2 separate regions of the Homo sapiens genome follow, and region 2 is linked to region 1. The links are chromatin loops, found by intact Hi-C in ENCODE. Cell type or tissue: natural killer cell. All regions are shown on one strand. Links, peaks and the distances in the headings refer to the core of each region. The heading gives the core; the rest is flanking DNA.

Region 1 (2,910 bases), core at 163-2,662:
CATTTGTTTGACTTCAGAACTCTCGGGTGGCTGAGCAGAATAAGCAAACAGGTGGCTTGCATGTCATTTGGGAGGACAAGTGGGGTGGAGATAAGCTGTGCGTAGGGAAAGATATCTGAAAAGAATCTGTGGTGGGGTTTCTTTTCCCCCTTGCCTTGCCCGAGTGATTTTAACCAGGATCGAGAGTGCAGGGCTGTGGGGTGGATAATTGCTAATAAGCGGGTGAGAGGAGGCAGGGGCCGAGGGCTGGAATGAGGTTCCCTCTTCCCTTCCCTTCTCTGATGAAATGGTGAAGGCAGCAGGGGAGTGGGGTTGGCACCCCGGGGACGGGTCCACATGAGGATTTCCAAGGAGACCTCCAGCATCATCGGCTTCAGCCCCCAGGTCCTGCCTGTTCAGCTGCCAGCAACCCCTGTGTCTGCCTGGTGAGCCGAGTGGGGTCTGGGAGGCCGGGGAGGGAGGCACGGAGCTCTTTGCACCGTCTGCCTGCAAGTCCAAGTATTGCACAAGGGCCTGCAAGCTGAGTTTTGACTGCAGAGCCAGCCCAGGGCTCAGGGAAGCTCCCCGTACAGCAAAGCCTGGAGCCCGAGGCTCTGGATGCCTGTGCCAAGCCGACAATGCCACAACGATGCTTGGTTCACACCATGGGCACCAGCCACGCAGCCCAGAGCCACTGTGAGAGGCGAGCACTGGAAATTGTGTCGTATGTGTAGACACACACTTTTCTGGGGAGAAAGTCCAGCCTTTCTCAGATTCCCAAAGGGTGTTGCAATCCCAAAAAGATAAAGAACTATTGCTCTGGGATTTGGCAAATATGAGCAAATGTTTTTTGAGCTCCTCCTCTGTGCTGAGCACCTTGTAAATGTTATTTTACTTATCCCCAAACTCTTCTCCATGTTATACAGGTGAAAATTGAGGCTCAGAGAGGTTAAGTGACTTGACCAAGGTCACACAGCTGGTAAGCTGGAACTTCACCCAGGTCTGCTGATTTGCAACTGTAAGCTCGGGGCTGGATTTTCCATTTCTGAGGTGCTGTTTGGGGTCCCAGGGCCTTTGGTCGTGTGTCCCCTCTGCTCTTCTAGGGACCAAGGAAGTGGTTGGTGTCCCAGGCAGTGGCTGGCTGGGGGCTGGGTGGCTGGGTGACATAATGACCACACTGAGAGGATGTGAATTTCCTCTCTTGTTTGTGGTTTTTTGTTTGGTTGCATTTGTTTTTGCTTTTGTTTTGTTTTTGGTTTTCGTTTTTGTTTTTTTTTTTTCTTTTTTTGAGACAGAGTCTCACTCTGTCACCCAGGCTGGAGTGCAGTGGCACGATCTTGGCTCACTGCAACCTCCACCTCCCAGGTTCAAATGATTCTTGTGCCTCAGCCTCCTGAGTAGCTGGGACTACTGGTGTGCACCACCACCACTCCCGGCTAATTTTTGTATTTTTAATAGAGACAGGGTTTCACCATGTTGGCCAGGCTGGTATCGAACTCCTGACCTCAGTTGATCTGCCTGCCTCGGCCTCCCAAAGTGCTGGGATCACTTGAGGTCAGGAGTTCCAGACCAGCCTGGGCAACGTAGTGAGACCTTGTTTCTACAAAGAATATTTAAAAATTAGCTGAGCATGGTGATTCATGCCTGTAGTCCCAGCTACTGTGCTGGGATTACAGGATTTCCTCTCTTGGAAGAGTCGGTCTGCTCACCCGCTGGTAGTGTCGGCCCGCTGGCCCTGGGCTTCTACCTAACCAGGTCACAATTCTGAGAAACGCTGGTTTTCTCACCCAACCCAGGAAGGGGGCTGCTTTGGGGAGGGGGTGAATGCAGGAGTGAGATGTCTTTGAGCCCTGGCATCATGCCACCATGCTGTTCTCAAAAGCCATCACAGGCTGGGTGTGGGGGTTCACACCTGGAATCCCAGCAGTTTGGAAGGCCAAGGTAGGCATATCTCTTAAGCTAGCATCCAGGCTGGAGTGCAGTGGTATGAATATGGCCCACTTACAGCCTCAACCTTCTGGGCTCAATCCTCCAGCCTCATCCTCCCTAGTAGCTGGGACTACAGGCATGCATCACCATGCTCAGCTAATTTTTAAACATTCTTTGTAGAGACGAGGTCTCACTACATTGCCCAGGCTGGCCTGGAACTCCTGACCTCAAGAGATGGTCCCATCTCGGACTCCCAAAGTGCTGGGATTCCAGGAGTGAGCCACCGCACGGCCTCTCGCATTCCTTTTGACAGCCATGTGGTGCTCTGCCGGTGCTGGCCTGTCCTTCCGTCACCAGTCCTTGTTGGTAGACAGCCGTCATTTCCAGGGAATCACTGTTGAGCATCATTTTGAACAGTTCTTCTCTGCAAGATAGTCCCCCAAGAGGGGCCATGCACTGATTTCCTTGGAGGGAGCCCCACGGCCCTCCCCGGAGGGTGCACGCACACAGACGGGGCTTCGTGATGGCCACAGCAGGCTGGCGGCGCTGGCCTGGGACGTTTCCATTTCGGCCTGTCCAACCATAGGGGCAGGGGTCAGTGTGGATGGTGGACTCACCTGTCTCGGTTACACCCTAAGCTCTGGGAACCTGGTCCCAGGGCCGCTGTTCTTTACTGCAGAGTAGTGCATGTGGTTTGTGAACCACGGTGGTTCTTCCCCGGGAGAGTCTGGGGAGACGCTTGGTGCTGGGACCCCACCACCTCTACAAGATACAGACTGATCCCCACCCCCCCATCCTGTGAGGGACACTAATCCAGTCCACACAGGCCTAAAACCCACTCACCTTGTTACTCCCAAACCTGCCCCTCTCCTCCCCAGCCCACCCTTAACTCAGTCACTCAGCCAGAAACCCAGGTAACACGGGCACTGTCTCTCCCCTCTCCTCTCCTCTCCATCTGTACAGGCAACTGTACACACACATTCACAGCGGCACTGTTCACAA
Region 2 (2,910 bases), core at 242-2,741, 220 kb before region 1:
GTGCTGGGAGAACCACTACTCTCTTCAAAGCTGTCAGACAGGGACATTTAAGTCTGCAGAGGTTACTGCTGTCTTTTTGTTTGTCTGTGCCCTGCCCCCAGAGGTGGAGCCTACAGAGGCAGGCAAGCCTCCTTGAGCTGTGGTGGGCTCCACCCAGTTTGAGCTTCCCTCCTGCTTTGTTTACCTAAGCAAGCCTGGGCAATGGTGGGCGCCCCTCCCCCAGCCTCGCTGCCACCTTGCAGTTTGATCTCAGACTGCTTTGCTAGCAATCAGCCAGACTCCGTGGGTGTAGGACCCTCCGAGCCAGGTGCGGGATATAATCTCCTGGTGCGCCATTTTTTAAGCCCGTTAGAAAAGCGCAGTGTTGGGGTGGGAGTGACCCGATTTTCCAGGTGCCGTTTGTCACCACTTTCTTTGACTAGGAAAGGGAACTCCGTGACCCCTTGCACTTCCCAAGTGAGGCAATTCCTCACCCTGCTTCGGCTTGCGCACGGTGCACTGCACCCACTGTCCTGCGCCCACTGTCTGGCACTCCCTAGTGAGATGAATCTAGTACCTCAGATGGAAATGCAGAAATCACCCGTCTTCTGCGTCGCTCACGCTGGGAGCTGTAGACCGGAGCTGTTCCTATTGGGCCATCTTGGCTCCGCCCCTTGTTTTGTTTTTAGTAAAGTTTTCCCACATCATATGTTTTTATTGCAATAAAATACGTATAACAAAAACCTTACAATCTTAGCCATTTCTAAGGGCACAGTTCAGAGGCACTAAGCACATTCACAGTGTTCTGCAACCATCACTACCATCCATCTCCAGAACTTTCTCATATTCTCAAACTGAAATTCTGCACCCATTAGCCACTCACTCCTGCTCTCCCTCCACCCGCTCCTGGTAACCACCATTCCACTTTCTGTCTCTATGAATATGACAACTCCAAGTCCCTCACGTAAGTGGAATCATACGTTATATGTCCTTTCTGACTGGCTTGTTTCACTTTGCACCATCTCAAGATGGATGTTCTCAAGATCCATCCATTTGGCAGCCTGTGTCAGAATTTCCCTGCTTTTTAAGGTGGGAGCATTGGTTTGGGAGCCTGAATTTCATACTTGGAGTAAATGCTTTCCCTCTCTGTGCATTGGTTTCTTCATCTATGACAGGGCTCATTTTGTCCAGCAATCTCCTTTTAGAAGCTGTATTCACTTGTCTGCAGCAGAAACCCAACTTCAGTGACTTCAGCAAAGAGGGTGCCTTTCTTCCCCTCAACACATAATGAGGTGCTGGAGGATGCATCCCAGGGCTGGTGAATTGGTCCATGGTAGCCTCAATGTCCCAAACTTCCCCTTTTTGTCCTTCTTAGTGGGTGTCTTTCTCCTTCATGATCATGAGAGAGTTTCTCTTCCACAGCTTTGAGGGCCTGTGTTGCGAGCAGGAAGAAAAGGAAAGTAGCACTGAGGAACGGATGGTGCCTGCAGCAGAGAGGTGAGGTTTTCTCAGAAGTCTCTGGCAGACTTCTCTTATCTCATTGGCTAGATTATGTCACATGACCACACATAACTGCAAAGGAAGCTGGTACCGTATGGGTTTTTTTTTCTTTGTCTATTCATTGCATAGGACATTTTACATCTATTTCTAACTGTTTCACAATTTTGCATCATCATGCCCAACTGGATGAGTAGGTTTTGTTTGTTTTTATTAGTGTAGGTTTTAGATCTTTGGTATCATGCCACATTAAGCGAAATCTCAGGATTTTATATCGTAAGGAACAAGGGGGAGAATGCACTGGGGGTAGGCAACTAGTGATATCCTGTTTCACAAGTTGTCCCAAGGATTAGATATAGGTTTGCAATGTGTCTGAAATGGTGCCAGCAGCACACAGTAGGCACTTGGCCAACGATGGTGCCAGTGAAGATGACGATGATAATGATGATCATGATGGTGAGGATGATGATGAACATGATGATGAAGAGGGAATGGTGATGAAGATGATGGTGATGATGGTGGTGATCATGACGGTGAAGATGATGATGAAGAAGATGGTGAGGATGATGATAATGATGGGGATCATGATGGTGAGGATGATGGAGGCATATGGACATAAACATTTTCAGTAGAATAAGACTCTTGATTAACCAGATTTCACCAGGATGACAATAATGGCCAGTAATTAGCTCACACTTATGGAGTGCTCCCTGTGTGTCTAGTGCTTTGCAGTGTTATCTTCCTAAATCTTTGTGAGTCTCCCAACCTTCATTCAGGCACATTCTTTGGAGCTAACTCCACCTCTGGCTCTAGAGAAGGGGTAGATAGCTCAGGCCTAATCTGACCAATGTAGTCTCATCCCCTAGACTGTGATGGATTCAGAGATGACCACATGAGCTTTGCAAAATAGACCAATGAGCCCTGAGGAGGGTTTTAATGGAAGCTTCTAGGAAAGGAGGTTTTTTTTAGCTTCTGTGTGGGTTTCCAGAAGTGACACATGCTTGCCTTCTCACTTCAGTTCTGGTTGACAACCACATTATAATTTGATGTCAGCCAGGCACGGTGGCTCACGGTTGTAATCCCAGCACTTGGGGAGGCCAAGGCGGGCAGATCATGAGGTCAGGAGTCTCAGACCCGCCTGGCCAATACAGTAAAACCCTGTCTGTACTAAAAAAAACAAAAATTAGCTGGGCGTGGTGGCGGGCGCCTGTAATCCAAGCTACTCGGGAGGTTGAGGCAGGAGAATTGCTTGAACCCAGGAGGTGGAGGTTGCAGTGAGCTGAGATCACGCCACTGCACTCCAGCCTGGGTGACAGAGCAAGACTCTGTCTCAAATAATAATAATAATTTGATGTGATGATGAAGCCACTACTGCCTAGAAATGGAAATATACAAGGTGCTGTCTCCGTTTGCGTCAGTGTTTATGTTCTTTGC

The links. Hi-C counts contacts between places; a loop is a spot of excess contacts. Peaks named below come from ENCODE experiments on the same cell type or tissue, not always from the same donor. Only the 100,000 strongest peaks of a DNase experiment are listed, where the experiment ranks them.
Region 2: it touches region 1 in a loop (2.4-fold over the local background); 1 of 110 quality-filtered maps calls a loop at or near these places.

What each region holds. Positions count from the first base shown.
Region 1 is chr7:2,901,407-2,904,316 of GRCh38, reverse strand. No RefSeq gene overlaps it. Among named protein-coding and RNA genes, the nearest start is that of CARD11-AS1, 41 kb to the left of the region's middle. In natural killer cell, for the core only: no CTCF peak of the experiment used is centred there; a DNase peak (open chromatin) is centred at 1,126; H3K27ac peaks cover 1,537 bases.
Region 2 is chr7:3,119,289-3,122,198 of GRCh38, reverse strand. No RefSeq gene overlaps it. Among named protein-coding and RNA genes, the nearest start is that of CARD11, 77 kb to the right of the region's middle. In natural killer cell, for the core only: no CTCF peak of the experiment used is centred there; a DNase peak (open chromatin) is centred at 1,498; H3K27ac peaks cover 1,726 bases.